Regions from separate parts of the Homo sapiens genome. Here region 1 is linked to region 2. A link is a loop called in an ENCODE intact Hi-C map of the cell type or tissue named here. Cell type or tissue: adrenal gland. All regions are shown on one strand. Each heading gives the region's core, and the rest is flanking DNA. Links, peaks and the distances in the headings are about the cores only. Region 1 overlaps CNTNAP2 (contactin associated protein 2). Region 2 overlaps CNTNAP2 (contactin associated protein 2).

Evidence for each region. Peaks named below come from ENCODE experiments on the same cell type or tissue, not always from the same donor. Only the 100,000 strongest peaks of a DNase experiment are listed, where the experiment ranks them.
Region 1: a loop joins it to region 2, with 2.7 times the contacts of the local background. A loop is called at or near these places in 10 of 110 quality-filtered maps.

The regions. Positions count from the first base shown.
Region 1 is chr7:147,527,528-147,542,924 of GRCh38, reverse strand. All of the region lies in intron 11 of CNTNAP2 (contactin associated protein 2), which reads right to left. Among named protein-coding and RNA genes, the nearest start is that of MIR548F4, 160 kb to the right of the region's middle. In adrenal gland, for the core only: no CTCF peak of the experiment used is centred there; no DNase peak of the experiment used is centred there.
Region 2 is chr7:148,076,143-148,091,539 of GRCh38, reverse strand. The region is part of intron 15 of CNTNAP2 (contactin associated protein 2); the gene reads right to left. Among named protein-coding and RNA genes, the nearest start is that of C7orf33, 510 kb to the left of the region's middle. In adrenal gland, for the core only: a CTCF peak has its summit at 7,291 (motif pointing right); a DNase peak (open chromatin) is centred at 7,219.

The DNA.
Region 1 (15,397 bases), core at 4,856-12,855, 550 kb after region 2:
TGAATTTAATGTCATTTTGGAATCTCTCTTTAAGAAAAGATTGAAATATTTAAATACAAATACATATGTAGGTCTGAACATGGGCACTGGGAGTGCACTTGAAAATTATTCCTACACTAGATGCCTAGCAATATGTGACAATATAGAGAAATAACTTCAGAGCACATAAATATTGTCACTAAACACAAATTTATGGATCTCAACTTTCCCTTAGCATGACACCAAACCTGTTCAAGGTTTCTCCAAAGATCTTCACCATGTGATGGAAGAAAGTCATACTGAAAGAGACAGAGCTCTTAGCTAGTCACAGTTAAGGTATCTTAACATTGTAAACTTAACATAAGCATATGACTATGTGAACATATATGCCCTACACAAATAAAAGGCCCTGAAGCTTAAGTCCCAATAGCTTCTCAGTTAACTTCCTCCGATTATTCCCAGCTTGCAAATAAAGATGCTAAGTCTCAGGGAGATTTAGTAATTTGCCAAAGTCACACAGCTAGTCCGTAAATGAAGTCTTGGATTTCAACAGGTGCTCTGCCTGCCCAGGTGATGTCACTTCTGCTGTCCAGTACAAACTCTTACTTTCTTATTTGCTTTTTTTTTGGAGCTTTTTTTTTTTTACCACTGAACAATCCAAATGTCTCCCTGAACAAATTCTTCATTTAAAAAAGAAGAAAGGAAAAGGATATCACTTTAAATGGTGAAGTGTGTGGTAGGTGAGGAGGCACTTACATGATAAGTGGAGAGTTTAGTTAATTAGATTATTATAGCATTGGACTGTAGCCACTGTGTCCGGCAACTCTAATTAGACATCAATGCTGCAATAAGCCTATTTTGAAAATTAAGATATAATTGGAAAAACACGTGATAGTCATCTTCTCACCCTTAGAATTTCAAAGCACATATGGACCTGAACTACCTGAAATTCTGAAAAAGCTTCATAAGGAGATGATGTGCCACTGGCTCTCATTTATAGGCATGTCTGTTATCTGGGCCAAAACTGTATATCCTGCTTGCATTTTTTATTACCCAAAAAGTTGCTCGATGATTTCACCTAAATCGCTAATGATTAAGTGGGGCACATATATAAACTATCCAGCATTGCTCCATTTCTTTTCCCTTAGTGAACACGGAAAGATCAAACTCATTTTAATCATTAAACATAATATGAGAAGGTTAAAAATGCTCTTTTAAATAGTTCTATGCATTCCATGATCAAATAGAAATATATTGAGTGTAACCAAAGTTTTGAATAATTCATGACCTGCTCAACCTTACCTTACAGGGTACGATTTAAAATTGACCACATTGATTTTATTGCCCAGTATACAGTGAGATCTCATTTATCTGACATCATTTGGGAGCGAGTTGTTCATAGAACCACAGAATTTTAGAATTTGAGAAGACCTCGGAGAGCATGTGATCTATCTCCCTCACTGTAACTACTTATATTACGACAACAACAACAACAGCTGTTTGAGCTCTTCCTATGTGTCATATTCTATGCTGAGTGTTTTGTAAGTGTTGTGCCTTCTGTTTGTCACAGTAATCCTATGAGGAAGGTATTATTCTTTCCATTTTCAAAGGAGGAAAGTGAGGCTTAGAGCAATTAAAGTAACAGAAGGCTATGGAGCTTGAAAGTAATGGAATAGAATGAGATTTGAGCCTATAGCCCCTGTTCCTAGCCACTGCATTATACTAAGAGTCAAAGATATCATATGGCTTACTCACTCAAAGTCACTCACTAATTTAGTGTCAATTACCAGACCAGAATTTGGGTGTTCTAACTGTTACCATCTTCCCCCTATATCGTATACATTTTTAAAAGAAGTAGATGTTAAACATAAATGGAGTTTTCCTTGCTATAAGCACTAAAACTCATTTTATTTTAAGTATCTTTAGTGGAAATCATTCTAAGTTATTGCAGTTTTCTGCCTCCTTCATCATATTACATTAAATATAATTGCTATTTCTTGCTGACTCAGGTTTCAAAATTACCTACATCAATCACTGGATTACGCTGCACCAATCTGACACCTTTACCAAATGATCTCAGAAAATTTTGTTTCATTAACTTGTTTCTTTTTTTTTTGAGACAGAGTCTTGCTCTGTCACCAGGCTGGATTGCAGTGGCACCATCTCGGCTCATTGCGACCTCCAACTCCCCGGTTCAAGCGATTCTTTTGCCTCAGCCTGCCAAGTAGCTGGGATTACAGGCACGTGCCACCATGCCCAGCTTATTTTTACATTTTTAGTAGAGATGGAGTTTCACCATGTTGGCCAGGATGCTCTCGATCTCCTGACCTTGTGATCTGCCCTCCTTGTTTCCCTTTTTATAAGTAGTGAATCCTTGCAATATATTGTTACTGGAGATGTCATGTTGCATTGTGCAAATTCTAATTGCTCTTCTTGTATCCTAATGCACAGAAATATAACTTACTCTTTATATCTGTCATAGGTTAGGAAACAATATAGGCAGACTTGTTTAAATTGGGAGTTTGAATAACTAAACAGAACAAATGTGACCTCTGGGTTAGAGGTGACTTTCTTTGGAGGTATTAAGCTGCATTCTGAAAAATGAAGTGGAGGCAGACAGAAGAGTCCAGGGGAAGTGCTGTGAAAGTAGAAGGAAAGAGATGTGTAAAGGATGGAGGTAAGAGTGTGATGTTCTGGGGGGTCTGGAGTGACACTCAGAGTGACTGGAGTCCAGATTTCAAGAGGAGCAAGTAGGAGCTGATGAGACTGCAGACAATCAGGGACCAGGTCTTCAAAGAACTGATGCTTTAACTGAAGGACTTTGATTAAGTCTCAAAGTAATGCAGAACATTTGAAGGAGTGTAAAGAAGCAGAATGAGATGATCAAATTTTATTACTAATTTCCTTTGTCTGGTATCAGCCTAGACATGAGAGAGTTAACAGTGGAATCAGGAATAGCAATTATAGAGAGGATCAAATTTTATTACGAATTTCCTTTGGCTGGTATGAGCCTGGACATGAGAGAGTTAACAGTAGAGTCAGAAAGAGCAGTTATAAAGCCATCACATGGTCTTGAAATACGATCCTCTCAGTAGAAGTCAGTATCCTCATTTCTGTAATAACAAAGAAAGAATGAACAATTCCTAAAAATGCTTCCAGCTCTAAAATTCTGTATTCCCTGATTCTTTGGGTTGTGATTATTCCTGACACCATGGTCCATAGTATGCAAAGAAATAAAAGTTTTTGACTTGGTGTAGGGATCTCAGTCTCTACTTGATTACACCTGGGAGTTGATAGTGTCACTACATTGGCATCTGACATTTATTTTCCTGGTCTGAACAAATGTAAAGGTTTGTGATGATGGGGTAAAAACACAACACAATTCAGCTTTCAAGAATCTCAATTTGTTTAGTAGTCCAGTAATATTCTCAGACTATCCTAGTGGCTTCTCCAGAAGGTACTAGTGAGTGGATAGCGTCACTGTCTAAGTGCCTGGACTTTGAAGCCAAAATAGTTTGGCTCTGGATGACTCTTCTGTTTATGAGCTTTGGAAGTATCAGCACATCACTTAACCTTTAGTGTCCCAGTTCCATTATCTGTAGAAGGGGAATAGCACTATAATGTATCTCATAGAGTTTTGTGAGGAATGAACATTTAGAGAGTCTTGTACTTATTGAGTGCTGTGTAAGTACCAGGTCTCATTATGCTAGCTATTATCTTCCCAAGGACCATTACTCTGGAAATGAAAGAGATATGGAGAATACTAAAGATAAATGGGAATTTAGCTCACATTTTTGATATATGTATATATATGTGTGTATATATATATTCTTTTGAAATAAGAACCTATTGGCTTATTAATTCAGACCTAACTTATGAACATTCTAAAATCAGAACTGTCTAGATAACCTAAAAACAACATTAAGCCCAAAGCTGGCATCATTCAGCCCCTGTATAAGCTGTTATATTAAGAGACACCTCACTATCTTGGAATAAACAGAGTTTCAAAGAGTACTGACGGTTCAAAAATTTTTTTCTTACATTGAGCTGAAAACACACTCCCTGGAGCATCTTACTAGGGGTCCTAATGCTTTTCTCCCTTAACAATAAGCCTTTAATTGATGAAACTAAGTAGAGAAAAAAAGTTAAAATACTCAGGAAAAAAAACTGGCATAAACATGATATCAGGCCTTTTAGTTGAGGATTATTGAATTTGTTTTTATTGTGTTCCCTGGGAAACATCCAAACTACAGGTGGCTCTATGAAAATTTCAAAGATAGGAGGGATTTTTTTTTATATATATAATCTCACTCTGTTTCCCAGGCTGGAGTACAGTGGCATGATCACAGCTCATTGCAGCCTTGACCTCCTGGGCTCAAGCGATCCTCCTGCCTCAGCCTCCCGAGTAGTTGGGACTATAGATGCGTGCCACCTCATGGGCTAAGTTTTTATTTTTTTGTAGAAGGGGGTCTCACTATGTTTCCCAGACTGGTCTTGAACTCCTGGCTTCAAGTGATCCTTCCTCCTTGGCCTTCCAAAGAGTTGGAATTACAGGCGTGAGTCACTGCACTTGGCCTAATGTGTTTTTTGTTGTTGTTTGTTTTACTAATTGTTTAACAGGGCTACTATCACTCTAGGAGACAGTTGGAAATAGTATTAAAAAGATGTACCCTTCAAATAATTGTCTGCAATAGAAGAAATTTTCATTCACCAACAACCACATTTGATTCAACATTCTTAAAAGATTGCTTGATTTTTTGGCCACCTTGACTTAGATTTTCTTATACCGATGAACGTTTAGTTTCTTCTGTCTTAAATTTGACTTGCATCACTGTGAGGAGTAAGTTTATTAAAAAGCTTCATGGAGTTCATGAAAACATTTGTTCAGAAGGTTAGAATCAAACAGTCACCACTAACTCAGCTTCCTGGGAGATTTTTAGTGGTCTGTAAATAAATGTTTTTTCAAATTCACATCAGAAGAAATAAAATAAATAGAGATAATATATTCAAGGAATCTTTAGTTAACATCCAGCATGTGCTACATGCATTTTTAGGTACTATAAGGAAAAATGCACAAAACTTAAAAATAGCCCTTTTTGTCAGCACATTTTACATAGATCCATTTTCAGAGTCAAAATATAAACACCTGAATCAGTACAAACCTTTATAACATGGATTTCTGGACCCTTGTTATATGAAGGCATATGATAAAAGATGTGCGTTTCTTTGAAAATGGTTAGATTTTTCATTTTAATTTTTAATGGGCTGAAAAGTCCACATGATCTAGATTATCACCCTGTAATTAAGTCACGCTTATATTGTGTTAGCATTGGAGATTTCTTTAGTAAGAAGCTACAACTTTTTTTTTTTAAGGTTCTTTAAGAAAAAATGACAGAGATGGCCTTTGTAGGTAAGTAAGGCCCCACTATTACATATTGCATTTGATAGTAGCCAATACCACATTTACATTGAGAATAGGTACTTTACTTTAGCAAAATATTACATGTCACATTAAATTAATGTTGATCATTTGGAATGAATGAATTTTGTTATTCAGTTTGAATATAATTTTTAAGTTTGTTTTCTTTTACGATTATATAAGAGTTCCAAGCATACAGATTTATTCATAGCTTTATGATTATGAATGCTTAATAATCAAAATAATTTAATTTACCACTGTGTATTTGCATTTTTAAAAATGTACTTATTTGAAAAACATTAGGAAAGAGTGTGAAAGTCTGAGACTACCTATTAGAAAGGTTATAACTGTGTTACTCACATTGTATTTAATGCTAGACTAAAAGACCAGCATGGTTCTTTCCACATTTGGGAATCTGTAACGTGCTAAAGTGTATTGTGAAAGATTAGACAAAGGAGGTATCACTGTGGTCTGGGTGTTGAATGGAATAGAGCAGGCAGGAAACTGGTTGAATCTTAATAAAAGGGTCAGATTTAGAAAGATAGGGAAGAGAAGACAGAGGAGTGTCCATTCTTAGATGTGTGGACAGAGAACTGGGATTTTTATGTGACTTTAGAAGAGGTGGCGTGGTGAGAGGGGAGGCTTTACGGCCAGGCATAGGTTAAACACATTATTTGAAGCTATGTTCAAGGCCTGGGAGGTAGCATCAGGCAGTATGAGCAGTTGCGGGTCTTGAAAAAGAAAGTGATTGCATCAAGCAGCTATTGAAAAATTTTAGTCTGATGGCAGAGAGGGAGGTACATTAGGAAGTCAGAGAACGCTGCGTGTTAGCACTGCTCTCACCACCTTGAAATGTACTGAGCCCTCTCCAGGACTCCTCTCCCTCCCACTGAAGTAGATGTCCAAAGATTTCGGACACATACACCATGGACAGATATTTCCCCTCACTCGCAAAAACTCAAGTGGCACCAGCATTTTGGAGACAGAAGTCCCAGTGGGCACAAGGCAGCTGGGGTCTGGGGCTTGACTCCTCTCTGTCCCTTTGGTGTCCCCCAAAACTGTTGGAAGGGAGTGAGCACGAGGACCAGGAAGTTCTTGTTTGTTTTTCTTCATGAAATTTATCACAGCCAGAAATGATATTTACTTTTCTTTTTCTCTCCAACTAAAAAGTAAGTTTCAAGAGGGCAGGGACTTTATCTGTACCTACTCACTGGCACATTCGCAGCACCCTGTGCGTGATAGATGCTCAATAAATATTTGTTGAATGAGTAAATGAATGAAAATATATTTGAATTTATACAGATGAAGAGTAATTGGAGAGGAGTTTCAAAGGAGGAATTGATTTTAAAATGCTGGGAAAAGAAACATGTTAAATTTCAGACTCATTTGGTAAACTCTGTGGATGCAATAATTTTAAAAGTTGTCTTGGGTAGCTTAGTTCCTGCCACGGTGAGTCATGTAAGTGCTCAGAGCTTCAGAGATTTGTTTCTTCCCCTACTGGGGTGAGTATGTGTGGATTTCTCTCCTCTTCCTGTCTGGTTCTAACCTCCTTGTTGGGAAATGCTATATGATCAAGGATACCAGGACTGCCTCTTGATATATTAAATGGGAATATAAAGGAATTTAGTAAATCCCTATTTCCTGGCAACGCCTGTCTTTTACGTCTGTTCCAGTACATTGCTGCAGACTAGGAAAGCCTATTTTTGCTGACAGAGGGTGAATATTAAACTGTTTTTACTGCTGTATTTGCATTCTTATTGTGACCTTCGCGGTCCTCGCCTCCTCCCCATCTTCCACTCACAGATGGAAGCTTGGCCTGAGTGGGGAGAAAGTCCTACACAGAGACACCGAGGAGCCAGGCAAATGGAGATATTTCCAAAACATTTATCTCCATTACACATTCATCAGATTAGAACTTTGGAGGAAGAAAAAGCCATTTATTCATCCAAAAGCAAGAACCCGGGAAGAATCTGAATATCATTTAATGGCAGCCATCTTAGATTTTAGGAAGTTTTCATTCTCCAACTAGAAATCTTTTTCCACTGTCATATTTAATTTCCACCTTTTAACTAGTTGATTTTGACACAGCTGGTGGCCACCTTTTTATTTATTTATTTATTTATTTTTATTTTTCTGAGACAGAGTCTCACTCTTTCGCTCAGGCTGCAGTGCAGTGGCGCGATCTTGACTCACTGCAAGCTCCGCCTCCTGGGTTCAAGCAATTCTCCTGCCTCAGCCTCCTGAGTAGCTGGGATTACAGGGGCCCGCCATCAGGCCCAGATAATTTTGTATTTTTAGTAGAGACGGGGTTTCACCATGTTGTCCAGGCTGGTCTCAAACTCCTGACCTCAGGTGATCCATCCGCCTCGGCCTCTCAAAGTGCTGGGATTATAGGCATGAACCACCGCGCCCGGCCTTGGCCACCTATTGTTATCAGATGTTTGTCAAGCTGTATTTCAATATTTAATAACCCCCTGGATAATGCCACACATTGGGGTAGGGCGTGGGTAGGCGGGAAGGGGCACCAAAATGGCAGGGAAGAGTCAGGCCCCAGACCCCAGCTTCCTTGCGCCCACTGAGACTTCTGTCTCCAAACTGCTGGTGCCACTTGAATTTCTGCAAGTGAGGGGAAATACTTGTCCATAGTGTATATATCTGAAGTCTTTGGATATCTACTTCAGTGTAAGGGCGAGAAGTCAGGGAGAGGCATTTGATAAATTTCAACGAGTGGATAGAAATGCTAAGCTCTTATCACAATCCTGCTTCATCTTGATTGTGAGAATCAAAGGAAATTATCACTTGTTTTTATTGCCCATTGAAATTTTGATTCCTAGTTCTTTCTCCACCCGAAGGCCACTTTAAACTTTAAAAGTCCCATCTTTGAAATAAAGATTTATTTTTTATGAAATTCATGGGTTTTGCATACCTGCAAAAGACTCAAGTTTTAGTAATTTTCTTGGGAACCGTCCAAGGTGTCAGTCACTTTACGAAACCATCAATCTGAAAGTCCCCTTGGCATTCAGAATCATATGATTGCCCTATCCTGTTCCGTGTAAGGGTACTACTGGCTTATTCTTCTGTATCCTAAGGAGGCCTGGGCAGAGGAAATTGAGCTCTAACTTGTTAAGAAATATAATTCTAAGTGGCACTGGGACCATACAAACTGATTTAAATAAACATTTTCATTAATATTCAGTCTTAGAGGGCTATATCAAGGTTTCTCAACCTCAGCACCACTGACGTTTTGGGCTGGAAAATTCTTTGCCAGGGGCTCTGCAGTGCTTTGTAGGATGTTCACCAGCGTTACTGGCCTCTCCCATTAGATACCATAGCAACCCCAACCAAATGGGACAATCACAAATGTCTCTAGGCATTGCCAAATGTCACCTGGGGGTCAAAATCACTCCAGGTTGAAAACTACTGGCTTACACAATGCCCCAAAATCAGGTTGAGCCTCCATGTTGATAGAGAATTGCGTAAATTCTAAAAGCCAGAAAGTTAAAGGCAATACTGATCTCTTTAAACCACAGAATAGCTTGCTAACTGAATAGTGGTATTATTAAGCTCTCTCAGTCTCTGATTCTTTATCTGTAAAGGATGTTAAGAATGAAACGGTTTAATACTAGTTCTAATGGTTTCACTTATTGATAGTTCACATTTATTACATGCTTAATGTGTCTTCAATTTTAACTGTTGCTAGTACAACTGAAGCCAGTATATGATTGTGAGTATAGTTAAAACTATTCTTACCAATGCCCTGTTGGTCTGCTATCACTGAGGCAATGAAGTAAAAAGTAAGGTGCTTTTTTTTTTTTTGAGATGGGATCTCCTGGGCTCAAGTGATCCTCTTGCCTCAGCCTCCTGAGTAGCTGGGATTACACATATGAGCCATTGTGCCTGGCTCCAAGTAAGTATTTTTTTTTTTTTAAATAAAGCTTATTTTTTTAAGCATGAAGCTTAAAAATGTTACCTGCATTTTGACCTGTCAGCTGACTTTAAAAGATTCAATTTTATAAATATAGGTATTTAACTTTTCTTTTATTTCTGTATCACTAAAGAGTATACACAATAAGTACTTGTCCCTTGAGCTCTTTCTTCCTACTCATTTTCAGTAAGTTTATGGAAATCAGTTCTGGGAAGAGTTCACCCAAAGGTTTCATATTTATGAGGTTTAGAAAAGGTAGAGACTTATGTAAACATAATCAGGTCATCAAAAATTCACAACCTTCTGTAATATTTGATTGTTAATAGAAATTTTGTCCTAGGCATGAATAAACATTATCTTTGAATTTGCAGTTAGAATAAAGTCTTTTATGATAACTTTTAGTTTTTTCTAAGATCAAAATAAAACAAAACAACATCCCCAAACAGAAACTGAATTCCAGCTATAGCTTTGTCATTATAATCTATGTGTTCTCTTACACATCATCTGAATTCTTTCAGTCTACATTTACTCATCAGTAAAACAGAGGTGATAGATTTTTTCTCCCAGAGTTCTTATGAGAAATAAATGGGGCAGTATATGAGTAACTACTTCAGGAATCATATTATTTAATACAAAAGTAAGATATTGATATGGTTTGGCTGTGTCCCTGCCCAAATCTCAACTTGAGTTGTATCTCCCAGAATTCCCACATGTTGTGGGAGGAACTCAGGGGGAGGTAATTGAATCATGGGGGCTGGTCTTTCCCACTCTATTCTTGTGATAGTAAATAAGTCTCATGAGATCTGATGGGTTTATCAGGGGTTTCTGCTTTTACTTCTTCCTCATTTTCTCTTGCTGCTGCCACGTAAGAAGTGTCTTTCACCTTCCACCATGATTCTGAGGCCTCCTCAGTCATGTGAAACTGTAAGTCCAATTAAACTTCCTTTTTCTTCCCAGTGTCAGGTATGTCTTCATCAGCAGCATGAAAACAGACTAATACAGTAAATTGGTAGCAGTAGAGTGGGGCGCTGCTGAAAAGATACCCGAAAATGTGTGAAGCAACTTTGGAACTGGGTAACAGGCAGAGGCTGGAACAGTTTGGAGGGCTGAGAAGATCAGAAAATGTGGGAAAGTTTGGAACCTCCTAGAGACTTGTTGAATGGCTTTGTCCAAAATGCTGATAGTGACATGAACAATAAAATCCAGGCTGAGGTGGTCTCAGATGGAGATGAGGAAATTATTGGGAACAGGATCAAAGGTAAGTTTTGTTATGTTTAGCAAAGAGACTGGTGGCATTTTGCCCCTGCCCTAGAGATGTGTGGAACTTTGAACTTGAGAGAGTTGATTTACGGCATCTGGCGGAATAAATTTCTAAGCAGCAAAACATTCAAGAGGTAACTTAGGTACTGTTAAAGGCATTCAGTTTTAGAAAGGAAGCAGAGTATAAAGGTTTGGAAAATTTGCAGCCTGACTATGTGATAGAAAAGAAAAACCTGGCCGGGCATGGTGGCTCATGCCTGTAATCCCAGCACTTTGGGAGGCCGAGGCGGGCAGATCACAAGGTCAGGAGATCGAGACCATCCTGGCTAACATGGTGAAACCCTGTCTCTACTAAAAATACAAAAAAATTAGTCGGACATGGTGGCAGGCACCTGTAGTCCCAGCTACTCGGGAGGCTGAGGCAGGAGAATGGCGTGAACCCAGGAGTTGAAGCTTGCAGTGAGCTGAGATCACACCACTGCATTCCAGCCTGGGTGACAGAGTGAGACTTTGTCTCGGAAAAAAAAAAAAAAAAGAAAAGAAAAACCCATTTTCTGGGGAGAAATTCAAGCCGGCTGCAGAAATTTGCATAACCAGCAAGGAGCCTAATGTTATCCCCAAGACCATGGGGAAAATGTCTCCAGGTCATGTCAAAGACCTTCACAGCAGCCCCTCCCATCACAGGCCTGGAGGCCCATGAGGAAAAAGTGGTTTCATGGGCCAGGCCCAGGTTCCCCGTGCTACGTGCAGCCTAGGGACTTGGTGTCCTGTGTACCAGCCTCTCCAGCCATGGCTGAAAGGGGCCAATGTACAGCTTGGGCTGTGGTTTCAGAGGGTGTAAGCCCTAAGCCTTGGTAGATTCCATGTGGTGTTGAGCCTGCAGGTACACAGAAGTCAGGAATTGAGGTTTGGGAACCTCTGCCTAGATTTCAGAGGATGTATGGAAGCGCCTAGATGCTAAGGCAGAAATTTGCTGCAGGGATGGGGCCCTCATGGAGAACCTCTGCTAGGGCAGTGAGGAAGGGAAATGTGGGGTTGGAGTCCCCACACAGAGTCCTAACTGGGGCACTGCCTAGTGGAGCTGTAAGAAGAGGGCCACCATCCTCCAGACCCCAAAATGTTAGATCCACTGACAGCTTGCACCTTGAACTTGGAAAAGCCACAGACACTCAACTCCAGCCCATGAAACATCTGGGAAGGAGGCTGTACCCTGTAAAGCCATAGGGGAGGAGTTGCCCAAGACCATGGGAACCCACCCCTTGCATCAGCGTGACCTGGATGTCAGATCTGGGGTCAAAGGAGATCATTTTGGAGCTTTAAAATTTGACTGCCCCACTGGATTTCAGACTTGCATGGTCCCTGTAGCTCCTTTGTTTCGGCCAATTTCTCCCCTTTGGAACCGCTGTATTTGTCCAAAACCTGTAATCCTATTGTATCTAGAAAGCAACTAGCTTGCTTTTGATTTTACAGGCTCATAGGTGGAAAGGACTTGCCTTGTCTCAGATGAGACTTTGGACTGTGGACTTTTGAGTTAATGTCGAAATGAGTTAAGACTTTGGGGGACTATTGGGAAGGCATGATTGGTTTTGAAATGTGAGGACATGAGATTTGGAGGAGTCAGTGGCGGAATGATATGGTTTGACTGTGTCCTCACCCAAATCTCAACTTGAATTGTATCTCCCAGAATTCCCATGTGTTGTAGGAGGGACTGAGGGGGAGGTAACTGAATCCAGGGTGCCAGTCTTTCCTGTGCTATTTTTGTGGTAGTCAATAAGTCTCATGAGATCTAATGGGTCTATTAGGGGTTTCTGCTTTTGCTTCTTCTTCATTTTTTCTTGCCACTGCCATGTAAGAAATGCCTTTCAGCTGGGTGCGGTGGCTCACCCCTGTAATCCCAGCACTTTGGGAGCCTGAGGCAGGCAGATCACAAGGTCAGAAGTTCGAGACCAGCCTGGCCAACACAGTGAAACCCCATCTCCACTAAAAATACAAAAATTAGCCAGGCACGGAGGCACACGCCTATAGTCCCAGCTACTTGGAAGGCTGATGAATCACTTGAACCCAGGAGGTGGAGGTTGTGGTGAGCTGAGATCGTGCCACTGCACTCCAGCCTGGGCAGCAAAGCAAGACTCTGTCTCAAAAAAAAAAAAAAAAAGTGCCTTTTGCCTTCCACCATGATTCTGAGGCCTCCTCACACATGTGGAACTATAAGTCCAATTAAACTTCTTTTTCTTAGCAGTCTCAGGTATGTCCTTATCAGCAGTGTGAAAACAGACTAATACAGATGTTATTTTTGTCATTGCCACTACTGTCATCACAATCCCCACGATTATTGATAATACACTGAATATTCAAAATAACATTCTGGACCTTTCTTGAATAAATAAACACTAATAGCCAGAGAGATAGTTAAACTTTTATTAGATTGGGACCTTATCACACCTGGTGGAGTCCTGTGATTTCCTGGCCTTTGGAATAAATTTTTCATGTTTAAAAACATAATGGAACATTATGGAAATAGTCAGAAAAAAATCTTTTTATCCGGCTCTGTTGATAGCGATAAATGCATATCCCCTTTGAAATCTCTAATGATAAAATTGCCTATGCACTAAAGGTTTATTTTCTGGAAACCTGTAGTCCTAACACATGAAAAATATACAAACATACTTTGCTTTTATTTTATTAAGCCTCAACGTCCTTGATTCCCTGGCCTCTGCTTTGAAAGAAGTTGGTAACATCACCATAATAGTTTGACTTCATAAACAAACAAACAAACAAGAAAATAGAAACCAAAAAAAAAACAGCATTGTTACTTTGCTCTGGAAATAGGCTGTGAAATAATTCTCAAAAAGCCACAGTGTTATGTTGTAGCCTCATGATCATAGCCAGGAGGATGAAGCCCTTGTTTCTACTGTCAGGCGCTTCTACAGAGAGAGTGGCACAGTGCCTATAATATAGTAATATCAATAAATGAATGAATAATGGAAGGAATGAGAAAAGGAAGATTGGTTTTTATCTTTTTATGGTGGAGTTCACTTTCAAAAGCCAAAATGAATCACCAGAACAGGTATAAATATTAAATATATTTGCTAATCTTTATTTGCATTGGGAAAGAGAAAGCTGACTTTCTCACTGAGACCCATGGTATAAAAACAATCCAAATTGTCCAGTGTCATTTTTCATGATATGGTGCTGTTAAACTCAGAATCTACAAGCTCTCAAGGGTATAATGTAGATAGATGGTGCTGATATGCTCACATATTTTCTGTGCCATTTGATTCTAAAATGGACATGTATCGTTTCCATTTTATGATTAGCATAACTTTTTTACACATTATTCCACTTGCCATGATTAAAGATGGTTTCATCCCCATGGTCTGGCTCTTTTCTTGTTTATCTAATGGTTGCCCAGTGGCTACTGTACTGTATATGTTCTGAGCTCATCTACTGTGTGTCATTTTAAAAAATCACAAAAGATATTACTTACTTCCTGCTTACCTCTGCATTTGGCTATTTGATAGAATACTAGCTTGTTCGGATTGGTATTATAACAGATTTACATATAGAATCAACTCCTGGGCTCTCCTCCGATGCCTGTTCTTCTGGGCATTACACATCCTACTTCCACTGTTCCCTCTCATGTGTGGGCCAACCTAGCTCCCTTGACCAGGAATATAAAATTGTTACCAGAAGAGAGAGGCCATTTGTCTTATGATTAAACCAGGAACATGTAAGATGTACAAGAAAAACAGAAAAAGCTAGTCTGTGTGTGAGCACACATGCGTGAATGCATGTGTGTACATGTATGTGTGTGCATGTGTGTCTGTGAGTGTTGTGTGTAAAGGAGAGAGGGAAAGCTAGCACACTGAGGGAGACCAAGTGAGAGACAGAATGAGTAAGGTTCTGTTCATGCTCTGCAGCCTTTCTGAGCCCTTCTCTGGCCTCCTGTGCCATGAGACACACCTGCATCCTTAGAAAACCAACCAATGTGGCCTTCGCACAGAGAATGTTACACTTACTGGCAGCCCAAACTACCCTAACCCATGCAGTCTGCCTTATGCCACGATCCCTGTGAATGAGGAAATAGAACTTCATGTATTTTTCTCCCCTAAATATTCTTCTGAGTTCAGCCACAATTGAGTTTGACTATTTAGAGTAAACAGCTTCCCACCTCAGAAACTTATGTCTCTTCATGGACTTCCTTGGGCTCAAAGGGAGCCTGCTTGGCCACATATAGGTGCAACCTGGAAGTGTGTGAAAGTCAATATCCTTAGAGTCCACCCTGAACCAACACAGGACAGGAGTCAGTGAATAACGTCCCAGCATCCCCACGTACCAAAAGGTTTCTCAGAGACTCTCCAGTGGGATTGAGCTCAATTAATAGCAGCAGTTTCTCCCTATCAATGCACTTTTTTTGTTTGTTTGCTTTCCTCCCTCTCCTGTCTTATTATCTCCACTCCTTCACTTGGGCTTTCCAGGATAACCTCCCAAATAATCCTTCTCCTAGTCTCAGGCCAGCCTGGGTCTTAATCTCAGAATCTGACTTGAGAAGAATCAAAACTATGACAGAAGCCAACTTTGCTTTTGTAAAAAGGGCTTCCTAAGGGAATGAGATAGTTACACGGCTCACATCTGCCCCTCCCTAGTGTGCCTGCCTGGTCTCACCTGTGCCAAAGAGTAAGAAGATTCAAGCCATTATAATTTAAATTCTGCTATGTAATGTGGCTACTGATGCTACTTGGTAAAAACTAACTATTATTTTGACAAGAGTTTCAGAATACATTTTAAAAATTCAACAAGCATTTGCATTATTT
Region 2 (15,397 bases), core at 2,554-10,553:
TTTAATTCATGATTTTGTCCCATATGCATCGCCTTCTCTGGACCATACATCAGCCAAATCAGGTAGCTTCATCCTTACTTCATTACTTATCAGCTTTGAGAGCTGGGATATTTATTCCAAAAGGAAGGTGTAAATTTTTAAAAATTAAAAACTATTTGATTGACAAGTAAAAATTGTATATATGTATGGTGTACAACATGATGTTTTGAGATTATATACATATACACATGTACATACACAGTACACATTGTAGAATGGCTAAATAAAGGTATTTAACACATGCGTTATCTGAAAAATTTATCTTTTTTTGTAATGGAAACATAAAATCCACTCTCATAGCAATTTTCATATACACAATATGTTGTCATTAGCTGTAGTCACTATGATGTACAATAGATCTCTTGAAATTACTCCTTTTGTCTAATTGAAATGTTGTGTCCTTTGGCTAAGATCTACCTAATCCCACCACCTCCCAGTCTCTGTGGTAACCACTATTTTACTCTTTGTTCCAATTACTTCAACTTTTTTACCCTCCACATGTAAGTGGGATCATAGGATACTTGATTTGTGCCTAGTTTATTTTATGTAACATAATGGTCTCCAGGTACATCCATATGGCTGGATTTCCTTCTTTTTGAAGCTTCCATCATGTATATATACCATATTTTCTTTACCTGTTCATCTGTTGATGGGCACTTGAGTCCAGATCTTAGCGATTGTGAATAATGCTGCGGTAAACATAGGAGTGCACTTATCTCTTCTACATACTAATTTCATTTCCTTTGGATATGTAGCCAATAGTGGGATTGCTGGATCATATGGTAGCTCTATTTTTAATTTTTTGAGGAACCTCCATACTGTTTACCCTAATGGTTGTACTAATTTACATTTCTACCAACAATGTGTAATGGTTCCCTCTTCACATTCTCACCAACACTTGTTGTCTTTTATCATTTTGATAATGGCCATTCTAAGAGGTTTGAGGTGGTATCTTATGGTTTTAATTTGCATTTCCCTGATTAGTGATATTAAACCTTTTAAATATATTTGTTGGCACATGTATGCCTTCTTTTGAGAAACATCTACTCAGGTCCTTTGTCCATTTTTAAATCAAGTTATTTGTTTTCTTACTACTGAATTATTTGAATTCCTTATACCTTTTGGACACTAATCCCTTATCAGAGGTATGGTTTGTGAATACATCCTCTCATTCCATAGGTTGTCTCTTCAGTCTGTTGGATTGTTTCCTTTGTTGTGCAGAAGCTTTTTAGTTTGATGTCATTCCATTTGTCTATTTTGGCTTTTGCTGCTTGTGCTTTTGGGGTCATAGCCAAAAAATCTTTTCCCAGACCAGTATCATAGAGCATTTTCCCTATGTTTTGTTCTAGTAGCTTTACAGTTTCAGGTGTCACATTTAAGTCTTTAATTCATTTGGAATTGATTTTTGTATATGGTGTAAAATGAGAGCCTAGTTTCACACTTCTATGTATGGATATACATTCTTGAAGAGACTGTCCTTTCCCCATAATTTTGGCACCTTTGTCAAAAACCTATTTACCATAAATGCATTAATTTATTTCTGGGGTCTTTATTCTGTTCCATTGGTATATGTGTCTGTATTTATGCTAGTCTATGCTGTTTTTATTACTATAGCTTTGTGGTAGGTTTTAAAATCAGGTCATGTGATATCTCTCTGTTGCTTAAAATTGCTTTAGCTATTTAGGGTCTTTTGTGGTTCCATACGAATTTTAGGATTACTTTTCCTATTGCTGTAAAAAATGTTATTGGAATTTTTATAGGCATTATGTTAAATCTGTAGATCACTTTGGGTAGTACTGAATTCTTAACAATATTCTTCAAATTCATGAAAATGGGATATCTTTCCACTTACTTGTGTTCTTCAATTTCTTTCCTCAATGTTTTATAAATTTCATTATAAACTTTTACCTCCTTGGTTAAATTTTTCTTAAGTATTTCTTTTTTAGTATTGTAAATGAAATTGTTTTCTTTATTTCCTTTTTGGATAATTCATGTTAATATATAGAAATGCTGTTGATTTTTGTATGTTGATTTTGTATCCTACAACTTTAGTGAATTCATTTTTAGTTCTAACAGTTTTTTCATGGAGTCTTTATGATTTACTACATATAAGATCATGTCATCTGCAAACAGAGACAATTTAACTTTTTCCTTTCCAATTTGGATGCCTTTATTTCTTTCTCTTGCCTAACTGTTCTGGCTAGTACTTCTAGTACTATGTTGAATAAACATGGCAAGAGTGGGCATCCTTGTCTTCTTCCTAATCTTAGAGGAAGAGCTTTCAACTTTTCTCAATTGAATATGATGTCAGCTATGGGCTTGTTGTATGTGCTCTTTATTGTGTTGAGATACATTTATTCTGTACCTAATTTGCTGAGTGTTTGTTTCATGAAAGAAAGTTAAATTTTGTCAAATGACTTTTCTGCATCTATTGAGATGATCATATGGGTTTTGTCCTTCATTCTGCTAATGTGGTGCATCATATTAATTATTGTATATTGAACCATCCTTGCATCTCTGGGATAAATCCCACCTGACCATGATGAATGATTCTTTTAGTATGCTGTTGAATTCAGTTTGCTAGTATTTTGTTGAGGGTTTTTGCATCTATATTCATTAGGAATATGGGCATGTAATTTTTTTTCTTGTGGTGCTTTTTCTGGCTTTGTTATCAGGGTAATGCTGGCCTGGTAAAATGAGTTTGAGAATGTTTCTTCATCTTCATTTTTTGGTAAAAGTTTGCAAAAAATTGGTATTTTATCCTTTAAATGTTTGGTAGAATTCAGCAGTAAAGCTATCAGGTCTTGGGATTTTCTTTGATAGGAGGCTTTTTATTGATTTAATTTCCTCACTCATTAATGGTTTGTTTAGATTTTCTGTTTCATCATGATTCAGTTTTGGTGGGTTCTATGAGACTAAGAATTTATTCTTTTTTTAGCTTATTCAATGTGTGCTGTGTAATTGTTCATAACAGTTTCTTGTGATCCTTTGGATTTCTGTGGTATAGGTTATGATGTCTCCTCTTTCATTTCTGGTTTCATTTATTTGAGTCTTCTCTTTTTTTTTCTTAGTCTAGCCAAAATTTTATTGATTTTGTTTATTTTTTTCCAGAAAACCAACTTGTAGTTTTGTTGATCTTTTCTGTTTTTAAGTTTCTATTTCATTGATTGCTGCTCTAATCTTTGTTTCCTTCCATCTAGTAACTTTGGGTTTATTGGAGAGGTTGTAGATTTTATTAAGGGTTTGAAGTAGCTGATTCATACAAATATAAAAACTAAAGAAATATCAATGAAGGTCATAGTTTATACTAATTCATTGGAGGTGGGAAAGCAAAATGCAAAACATATTGACCATCAGTGCTAGATACAAGGATTCAACTTGCTGCTGGAAATAGCATGTGTGCTATTGCACACATGCATTTTGTGAAAGTATACATGGTTTGGAACCCTACAGAACTAGGCATAAGAAATCTTTCCAAATAATTCCCCTAAGCAGAAAGAAGAGGGTCAAATATTTCAATTCCAAAATAAAAGTTTTCATTTTCAATAAAATCACATAATTTGAGAAAAGTAGAGCATAGCAATATATAATCTTATTTGGAAAAAATTACTGTGAGCTTATGACATTAAAATAACTTGTATTTTCCATCTCTGACATTAGTAAATATAGTTAAGCAGCAGCACTGGTTTTACTTACCATCAACTCTCCTGTTTATCCCTAGTTCCCAGATTTTGGACTTTAATAGTATTCTCTACTACTCTTTACTACTTATGGTAGGGAAGCTGATTCCATGTTTTGGGGCAGTAAAACAAAACAAATTGGAATGAGTCTGGGACATCTTGTTATTGCTAGAAAACAAATATGTTTTTAAGAATGTTGGAGACTGTACTAAAACACTAAAAAATCAATGGAGTCAAGTTAAAGAGATTCCTGCTGATCAAATTTCGATGATTTGATGAGAGAGAGGGAGAAAGTGAGCATGAATTATGGTTGACTGAAAGAAGTTGGGTCTAGTCTGAAAGGTCATTAGCTTAAAATGATGCTTGAGAGAGAAAAGTTAATATAAGCCATATAAAAAGATAGTTATAATTTAAAGAAGGGTAAATGAAATAGGGTATGTTTAATGGGGATTTAATATATGTGGGTATTTTATTTCCTATGAAAACAAATTTATATTCCTTACTATATAGTCGCTATAGTGGGTAGTACAATAGACACAAAAATAGGAAGTCAAGTTTCCCTTAAAACTTAGTATCATAATGAAATCAGAAAGACTAACAACATGGGGCCCCACATAATAACTGGATAGGAATGAAGACTAGCATTTTATTGGTACCAGTGACCACGCTGTAGAAAGAAATCAATGGTGATCTCAAAAATGATAGTTCGGGCACGTGTTCTGAGGAGGAGGACTGAAAGGTAGACTCAATGCATTATCTCCTAGGAGGAAATTCTTCAATGGCCCTAATAATCTTAATAAACTATTTTTTTAAATTTCCAAGAAGGTATTCCAACAGGCCAAGTCTATATATCACAACGATGGGATAATGAAATGGGATTTGCAACACTGCTCAAATCAGTTGTGAAGACATCATGGTAGTAACGCACCATTGTAAAAATAAAAAAAAACAATTTGATATATGTGGATTTAAGTGCAGCTTAATCTGATGATGACTGGCTAGTGTCTGAATCTCCTTAGACACCTGGATCTGTGTCCTCACCAAGAATCAGCTGGATCCTGACACAGATCCTGCAGTTGGCTGCTCTCAGGTAGTTAGTTTTCATTTGGATATGGTAATATTTTTGAACCCTAAGAAGCTATAAAAATAGAAAAATAGCTGATATGTTAAGAATATAACCCAGGAAAAGACTAAGAAGAAAAATGTGAGTCCGGACAAGGGTCACATTCACTATATTAGCACATTTATAACTGATTTTAATCTAAAAATACTGATTACCTTTGTATTTACAACAATTTTGTGAGAGTTTTGCATATTGAAATGCATTTAAAATATTTAGGAAAATTAGATACATCAAAATTTTTATTTCAATGAAATGCTTAGAGACATTGTGATCAATATTTCAGTGTTTGGAAAATTTAATTTGTTGGAGCACTAGTTTTTGATTGTTAGTTGCATTGAGTAGATAAGTAACCTATAGATACTTGAGAAATGTTGATACTTTTGTTTAAATAAATGTATATTATTTAATTCATAAAACTAAAAAATGGGCATTAAAGAAAGTGCAAAGAGAAGTGTTTCTAAAAGCAAAAGAGGTCTTTCTAAAACCCCTTTGTCATCAATTATCATAACTATCAATTATCATAAGGACATAGTTTCAAATCCCCCTCAACACACCAAGTAATTGTGCTCAATTTCTAGTTGGGCAAACTAAACTTCCTGAGACTCCTTTTTCTTCTGTGTATTACATCTGAAGGTTGTTTCATAAGAAAATAAGACATTTAATAATTTAAGAGAGACAGATCTAGGCTTAGAACTGGTAAAAAGTAGAAATTCAATAAATGCAATAGAAAGGTGACTGAAAATTTAATATGGCAGAATAACTTGATTGAAAAATGGTTGTCTGTGTCATAGTATCATTTCCTTCATTTAATTGGTTATAAGGCCAGGCTTGGTGGCTCACACCTGCTATCCCAACACTTGGGAGGCCAAGGTGGGAGGATCACCCAGGAGTTCGAGGCTGAAGTGTGCCATGTTCATGCCACTGCACTCCAGCCTGGGCAACAGAGCAAGACAGACTGACAGGAAGGAAGGAGGGAAGGAAGGAAGGAAGGAAGGAAGGAAGGGAAAGAGAAAAAAGAAAGGAAGAAAGAATATATTTAATCATAGAAGATTCTCAGATTGTCAAAATTTCAAAATTATAAAATGAATGAAAATTTGATTAAAAGTTCAGAAATCACGGTACTAACTAATAATCTTTTCAATTTGGGAGCTGAAAAACACGGGTATTCTTTTAAAATTAGTTCAGATACAGCACTTAGAGGGGTTAGTCAATTGGTGTATATGTAATATGTATGTATATATGTATATTTAATAGAAGAGATTTTACAAGGCCTTTAAACTTGTGAGAATAAAAAACTATTTTGAAAAGCTATGTTGATGCTTAACAACCCAAGCTATATCCTTATAAAATAGAAAAATTCACATTTGAAGCTCAATCCTTAAGAATCATCATTTTTCTCATAAAATTTTCTGAGCTTTATATAATAGCCCTAGGCAGGAACACATCTGACTTGTACTGAATTTTTAGACCTCGATGTATTTACATAAATAATCCAAAGGGAAATAGGTTGTTTCCAACAGCTTTAATTAGTTTTCCATATATATAGGTCATAACTGGGTTTTACTTAGATATTACATTTAGTAATGGCTGTTAAATATAAATTGAGTGTGTACCTGGGAGCATTAATTCATAGACATCTCACAAAGAATATGGAACATCAACACAGCTTTCCCATTACTCAAACTTTTATCACTAGCCTGAAATTGACCGACTAAATGACTGTCGTGGGTAACACATAATGCTGTAAAACTTATTACAGAATAAAAAGCTTGAGGGATCATTGGAGTGTTTAACATCAGGACTGGCTTGTTTTCCCATTACACTTGATAAAAGAACCAGCCAAATTGCCTTGAATGAAACTTTATTAAACAAACAATGTCAGTTCTATACCTATGCACTCCTCTAGGAGAGTGTGGATTATTTTGATCATAATAAGAGCACTTCCCAGCCCTTCCTCATGATTTCTCTGGACAAGAGACCCAAATGATTAGCATGTAAATGACCTGTCATATTATTAAATTGTTATTGCAGTGAATTAATACAATTAAGCAAGTAATATAATTTCAGTGCAATCTTCTTTACATTAAAATGCCATTCCCTTCTTTCTTCCTGTCTAGCATAGCAAAAAAGAGGAAAGAAAAAAGAAAGAAAGAAAAAAGGAAGAAAGAAAAGATAATGATTTTAAAGAATTTTCAGCAAAGAATTATATTCAAGGTCTGAGAGCCACAAGAGTCTAAAGATAAAAGAAGAGAAAAATGCTCTGGGCTTCCGACCTGTGACATTCTGCACAGTCCCGGGGCAGAGAGCCAAGCCTCTACTGTTTTGCTGCCAGGGAGTTTAATAGAAAGATCTGCTCTTTGATCACTGTGTGGGATTCTGTGACTGAGGAAGAGCCCTGGCCCCTCTCCTAGCACCACCAAAGCCTCTGTAAAACTCTTATGTGGCTTCCACCAGGTGGCAGCAGGAAACAAGGTTTGCACAAAAATTGATGTCTTGGTCTAGAGTAATGAACGCATTAAAAGAAAAATGAATTGCCACAGTCCTGTGAGAATTCATATTAACAAACTCTGCTTTAAGAAAATAAAGTCTCCTGTGAAAATTTTTCTCAAGTGTGAGTTGTTGCAGCAAAAGAGAAATTTCAACTTTCAGGGGATCTTAAAATCAGAATGTAACATTTTGGAAACAGACGGATCTGTGATACTACATCTATGGTCACCTACGGAGTGTCAGATCCTGGTTTAAAAAGCACTGGCTTAAATGGTAAGGAAAGAAGGTATTTTTTTCTCTTTCCCTCTTAAGAAAACAAGTGCAATTCATGGAGACTCTTAGTTATGTAATTTCTAGAAATTAACACAAGTGACAGATAAAGGATTTGCTGAGTACACAGTAGGTATTCATTAAGTAATTGTATTTCTTTCTGCACTTTTGCAGAAAGTGTGAGTCTCCAAAGACTCCTGCGTCCCCAGAGACTTCTGAGAGGCTCTAGAGATAAGTCACATAACTGCCAAGCTTGAATGTTCTAAGAAATAAACATTATCAACCTCTTCCTTCAAATGCCAGTATTTTATTTCATGCATAAAAGGAAAGGTATGCAGAATGTTTGAATGTTTCTGCCCTTGGTGGAAATAGGGACTGCTAGTCTCTTCAGGGAGTAAAACATGTAAATCTCAGTCCACTTTCTCCTCTCTGCCTCTGGTTTCAGTCACCTTCTCTTCCACATGCTAACCTACCTGTGACTCCTAATTCTTCACTCCCACCCTCGGAATGTGCATCATTCCTGCCTCGTTTTCTCCCTTACAAATGTGTTCATGCTATGAAGGGAACCGAAGTGGAGTCAGAAGAAACCCACTGCCCCCCACTCTGCAACCTTATGTCATTTCTCTAATGTTATTATGAAAGGTAACTGAGAAAATGTCAGTGTCAGCCATAAATTATCATGTGCATTTAAGAAAATCATTATTTTTGAGCGTCTTCCTATGTTGCTTTCCTTCTGCTTTCAGGTATCTCCCATCTCGACAAAGCAACACAACAAAGCAATGGGATAAATCTGCTGTCCCCTTAGGGTGCAGATCCTCTTCATCCACTGATCTGGAGTGGACAGTATACACCAGTGTCCTGTATACCCTCTTTATTTCCCCTTGTCTTTTATAATGTGACTGTCCCAGAATCTAAAGCTAATGAAGTGCATTCTCTACAACCACCAAGAGAATCCCAAAGTTCAGGCCGGGTGCAGTGGGTCACGCCTGTAATCTCAGCACTTTGGGAGGCAGAGGCAGGTGGATCACGAGGTCAAGAGATCGACACCAGCCTGGCCAACATGGTGAAACCTCATCTCTACTAAAAATACAAAAATTAGCTGGGCGTGGTGGCACACACCTGTAGTCCCAGCTATTTGGGAGGCTGAGGCAGGAGAATTGCTTGAACGCAGGAGGTGGAGGTTGCAATAAGCTGAGATGGTGCCATTGCACTCCACGCTGGTGACAGAGTGAGACTCTGTCACAAAACAAAAAAAAAGAAAGAAAATCTCAAACTTCAAATCCAATGGCCTTTCCTTGGTCCTCATTCTCTTTGCTTTCTCCTTAAACCTGCGAATCCCCCACCTCCCTGAAGCTCTCTCTCTTGACTTTCATACCACAATGAGCGTCCTGGTTCTCTTCCACATCAGCTTTATTTGATGCCTTTTGCGTCTCTGACCACACTCCTCCTCTATCTCCTTCCCTAGCCTCGCCTCATATGCCTTTGCTGTGGATATTACAAGAGATGCAATCAATAAGTGTTCCCTCCAAGTTGCTCCTCCCATAACTCATAAGAGAAAAACCTCACTAGCTTGGATTTTCCCCTGGGCTTCAGTCTAGCGTCCTCAGTTTCTGGGTGTTCACTGGATGCCCTTCAGCCCTTGTCATCTGGGCCAAAATACAAGTATTGTTCTAGTTCTGTTGGTCCCAACCCTGACTTAACCCTTTTAGCTTTTATCCACAGCCACTCAGTTCCACTGTTGTGATTCTTATTTTGAAATGGCTCATATATCTCTTCCATTCATTCATCTCTTCCTTTCATTCTATTCCTACTGCAATGCCCTTCTTTAAAAGCCGGCCTGATGACTCCCACCTGTAATCCCAGTGCTTTGGGAGGCCAAGGCAGGAGAATCCCTTGAGCCCAGAAGTTCAAGACCGGCCTGAGCAATGTAGTAAGACTCCCATATCTATAAAACATTTAAAAAATTAAAAAAAACAAGCAAACAAAACAATGCCCTTCTCTATGCTTACTCCATCTATCAGCCTATATCTGGTTACTCGCCTTTCCATAACCAACTCCTCCAATCTTGCTCTCGCAAGCCCACTTTCTCACATACATTCATGCCATGAAGTCTTCCCAAATCACTGTCATTTATCATATGCTCGGGAAAAATTACTACCCCCTCAGGCCTCAGTTTCCTGGAGACATGTTTCTTCTCCTTGCCATTCATCCTCCTCTGAGGCTTAGTTCAGATATCCTCTCCTCTCTGTTAGTCAGGGTTCTCTAGAGGGACAGAACTAATAAAATAGATATATATATGGAAATTTATTAAATATTAACTCACATGATTACAATAGGCCATCCGCAAGCTGAAGAGCAAAGAGAGCCAGTCCAATCCCAAAACTGAAGAACCAGGGGTCCAATGTTTGAGGGCAGGAAGCATCAAGCATGGGAGAAAGAGGTAGGCTGGGAGGCTAGGCCAGTCTAGTCTTTTCAAGGTTTTTCTGCCTGCTTTATATTCTAGCCGTGCTGGCAGCCGATTAGATGGTGCCCACCCAGATTAAGGGTGGGTCGGCCTTTTGCAGCCCACGGACTCAAATGTTAATCTCCTTTGGCAACACTCTCACATACACACCCAAGATCAATACTTTGCATCCTTCAATCCAATCACGTTGACACTCAGTATTAACTATCACACCCTCCATGAAGCTTTCTCAGGTCCCCCTCACCCAATAAAAAAATCACACTTTGGAATAGAATAGCCCTTACTTTTCCAGTACACAGTGGCCTACTATGAATTGCATCATTTTGCTTAAGATACTAACTTCTTCACATGTTTCTTTGTCATTGAGATTTTACATTTCTTTAGGGAAGTCTGTGCGTCTTATCCTTGTTTCCATTGCAGTACTTAGCAGATGCATGATATAAATGCTCAACACATAAAGATATACCATCTGTATGCACGGTTTCCACCTATGCCTTGAGTCTCCTTTATTCTTTCCTCCCCGTCTCTAACACCTAAGAATCCATCCACATACATATTTTTGTGAAAGAATACAATGAAAATAGCTGTATGATGAGGACAATTCACACAGCTTTGAGAATGCACTTCCTCATCTGCAAACAAGATCCCCACGTATGTTGACATTTGAGATTTGTTTCCTCACATTTCCCCCCCTGCTCTATAATTTTGATCACTGATACCAGTAAAAGTGTTCCTAGATAAAATATGCATTGCATAGTGAAGGTCTAAATTAAACAGTTTTTGGATTATTACCATTCTTTGGCAAGGCATAGGTAGGTAGTGCATCAGGCTTTATCAGTTTTCTTTTCTTTTCTTTTTTTTTTTTTTTTTTTGAGATGGAGTCTTGCTCTGTTGCCCAGGCTGGAGTGCAGTGGTGCAATCTCGGCTCGCTGCAAGCTCTGTCTCCCAGGTTTATGCCATTCTCCTGCCTCAGTCTCCTGAGTAGCTGGGACTACAGGCGCCGCCACCACGCCAGGCTAATTTTGTTGTATTTTTAGTAGAGATGGGGCTTCACCGTGTTAGCCAGGACGGTCTCGATCTCCTGACCTCGTGATCCGCCTGCCTCAGCCTCCCAAAGTGCTGGGATTACAGGCTTGAGCCACCGTGCCCGGCCGCTTTATCAGTTTTCTTAGGGGCATTTACACCAAAAGCTGATCACTTGAATGGATAAGTTTATCAGTCAGGATGAGCTGGGCTTTGCTGCAGGACAAACAACCCTGACATCTTAGTGGCTTAACAAGGCAAATGTTTATTTCTTGCATCTGCTATATGCTCATTGTAAGACAGGCTCCCCACTATGTCATCTTTACTCTGGGGTGCAGGATGAAGCTGACAGAACCACAATCAACCTGGAGTGTTGCTGTTTGCAGTGATGGCTGACTCTCATAGGGAGACAACTTGGTGAACTGCACATTAGCTCTTAGAGACTTTGGCACAACAGTGATACAGGTTACTTCTGCCTCCACATCATAAGCCAAAAATAACATTTTAAGCCCCACAGCCATCTGAATTGGCCTCTCCTCTCAGCCAAGGGCATTCCAAAGTTAACCTGAAAAACTAGTTCAGGTCATGATGGGGAGTGGGGGTTGCACATGCCTCATTATACCCTCCTCCCTTTGGAATCCAGGCACAGCTGACCAGCATTAACATTAATAGAGATCTTAAGACTTTCTGTAGCAATAAGACACCCAAATCCAGCCTGACTCTAGTATAGCATTACATGACAGATAGCAGGTCCTGAAAGAAATCCAAGTATTTTGTCTTAAAATATATTTCTTTGGCAATTTTTGAAATGGCCCTGCAAAGCTGTCTCTTGTGGGGAAAAATCTAACTTCTGTAGAGAATCCCTTTCCATTTCCAGGTCTTTTCCCTAATCCAGGAGAGAATTCACTGAGTCTGGCACCTTTTTAAGTCTGATAAGAAACATTTACAATCTATTCTCTCCAAAGCCGGCTACCTGTAGGCTTTGTATAATAAGAGCCTTGGTCTCTACAACCACTTATCTTAATCCAGACACTCCCTTCTATGGATTCCAGATCTTTAGATAAACTCAACCAATTGAAATTACAATAGGACATCTGGGCAACATCATGAGAATCTGCCTATGACCTGGAAGGCCCCCTTCTACCCTTGGCTTCCAGTTGTCCTGCTTTTCCAGACAAAACCAAAGTATATCTTACATGTATCGAGTGATGTCTTATGTCCCCCTAAAATGTATAAAACCAAGCTGTAGCCCGACCACCTTGGGCACATGTTTTCAGGATTTCCCGGGACCATTGGTCACTCATATTTGGCTCAGAAGAAATCTCTTCAAATATTTTACAGAATTTGACTCTTTCTGTTGACAACATCATAGACCCAGGCAAGTCACATGCCATACAGATCTACAATTCAAGCAACGATATGCAGTGAGAATTATTCAAGATGTAGACACCACCATTCAATCACTAGAAAAATGTGCCCATTTCTTCCTCATTTTTCCCTTCTACAAATACTGTTCATAGGTTGAAAAAGCTATTTGTTGTGACATTTCTAACAAATTTGAGAGAAAGTAAACATGTTTTAAAATCTAGATTTCAATGTATTTATTATTTTTAAAAATATGTAATTTTTTCTTCTCGGAAAATCAAGTTAAAAATGTCAAAAATCTATTCTCAGGCTGGGCATGATGGCTTATGCCTATAATCCCAGCACTTCAGGAGGCCGAGGCTGGTGGATCATCTGAGGTCAGGGGTTAGAGACCAGCCTGGACAACATGGTGAAACCCTGTCTCTACTAAAAATACAAAGATTAGCTGGGCATGGTGGTGGGCACCTGTAATCCCAACTACTCAGGAGGCTGAGGCAGGAGAATCGTTTGAACCTGGGAGGTGGAAGTTGCAGTGAGCCGAGATGGCACCATTGCACTCCAGCCTGGGCAACAAAAATGAAACTCGGCCTAATATATATATATTCTCAAATCATAGGTGTAAAAAAAATGTTAAAAATAAGTATTTAAAACTCATTATTATTTTAGATTGGATGAAATAGAGAACAGGAAAATTATGCAATTTAAAAGAAGTGGCCAGGTGGGGTGGCTCAATGCCTTGCTCAACGCCTGTAATCGCAGAACTTTGGAAGGTCAAGGCAGGCAGATCACTTGATGCCAGAAGTTTGAGACAAGCCTGGCCAACATGGCAAAATGCCATCTCTACTAAAAATACAAAAATGAGCCTGGCATGCTGGCATGCACCTGTAATCCCAGCTACTTGAGAGGCTGAGGCATGAGAATCGCTTGAACCCAGGAGGTGGAGGTTGCAGTGAGCTGAGATCACACCACTGCACTCCAGCCTGGGTGACAGAGCAAGATTCTGTCTAAAAAAAAAACAAAACAATGATTATGTTTTTGGGTACATTAATCTTTTTAATATCTGAAACCATACTCTATTAAAATTAATATTGTAATATTCTATTAAAGTTGAATCCAATTATAGTAACTCTGTGGTATAATCCCAGACTTTGTATGAGAAGGAGTTTATTTTGGCAGTAAAACTGGTAAGAAAAACAAGAACAGAATAAATCATCAGAAGCTTGCTGAATTTTATTTTTAAACAAAATAGTGTATATCAACTTCTAATTGGTAACTTGTATGTATGTAACATAATAGGAAATACTTGAATAAGGTCCTTGTTTATTTTCTAGTTTAGGCCAATTCTAAAGAGTTACAATTAGCCAGGTGATACTTTTACTGATGAGACAATTCAGTCAAAATGTGTAATTGTACTGCCTCCATTTAGTCTTGAGTGTATAGTTTTATATCCGAAAAAAAGAAAGATTTTCAAACAAACAACGTACTAATTCTGGTCTGTTAAAGACTCTAAGGGGCATTTTGAATTTGTTTATTTGAATCTCCCCAGGGTTTCTTGAAATGGGAAGAGCTCACAACCTTTATGGTCTGTGCCATGCAGCTCTTAAGCAACAAAGCAGGGAACATCTGGGGAAAGACAAAAAGAGGCCCAGAAATTATCATTCATAAAAATTAGGATTTGCTTTTCAGAACCACAGATAGAAACACATGTAGAAGCAGATGTTTCCTTAAATATGAATTAGAACTTTCATATTGTTAGTATGTGTGGTAATTTTTTTTTTTTTTGAGATGAAGTCTTGCTGTGTTGCCCAGGCTGGAGTGCAATGGCGTGATCTCGGCTCACCACAAAATCCACCTCCCAGGTTCAAGCGATTCTCCTGCCTCAGCCTCCTGAGTAGCTGGGATTACAGGCATGTACCCCCACACCTGGCTAATTTTGTATTTTTAGTAGAGAAGGGGTTTCTCCATGTTGGTCAGGCTAGTATCGAACTCCCGACCTCAGGTGAGCCACCCGCCTTGGCCTCCCAAAGTGCTGGGATTACAGACGTGACCCACCATGCCCCGCCTGTATATATGGTAGTATTAATATTTCTCAAGCTTGAAGGAAATCCAACATTGTGGTTCAGATTGCTCTGTCTGATCCAGTCTACCCCATGCATACAGAGTTTGTGCTGGTAAAACTTTATCCATACAGCTAGATGAATGCCAAGAAACCTTGTTTCAAATAGATTGCTAACATTCACTGCATTTACTAACATTTGGTAGGAGGCAGAGGCTTTTGTGATGGTGGAAAGTAAGAGGGGAGATATGAAACTGATGAACACAGTTGACTTAGAAGTCAGAGCTATCGGCCGGGCACGGTGGCTCACACCTGTAATCCCAGCACTCCAGCACTTTGGGAGGCAGAGATGGGTGGATCACGAGGTCAGGAGATCGAGACCATCCTGGCTAACACGGTGAAACCCCGTCTGTACTAAAAATACAAAAAATTAGCCGGGCATGGTGGCGGGCTCCTGTAGTCCCAGCTGCTCGGGAGGCTGAGGCAGGAGAATGGCATGAACCTGGGAGATCGAGCCTGCAGTGAGCCGAGATCGGGCCACTGCACTCCAGCCTGGGTGAAAGAGTGAGACTCTGTCTCAAAAAAAAAAAAAAAAAAAAAAAAAAAAAAAGAAGTCAGAGCTATCATAGGTCTACACCAGGGTGTCTCCATTTTGGCATTCTTGACATTTTGGGCGAGATCATTCTTTGTTGCGGGGCATTGTCCTACACATTGGAGGTGTTCAGCAGCATCCGTGGCCTCTACTCTCTAGATATCAACAACATGCCCAAGTAAAAATATCTCCAGTCATTGCCAAATGTCTCCTGGAGAAAAAAAGTCACCCTCCTGAGAACTACTGGTCTCCATGGACAGTATTTGCCACCCTTGAATCTGAACTGTAGACTTCCTGA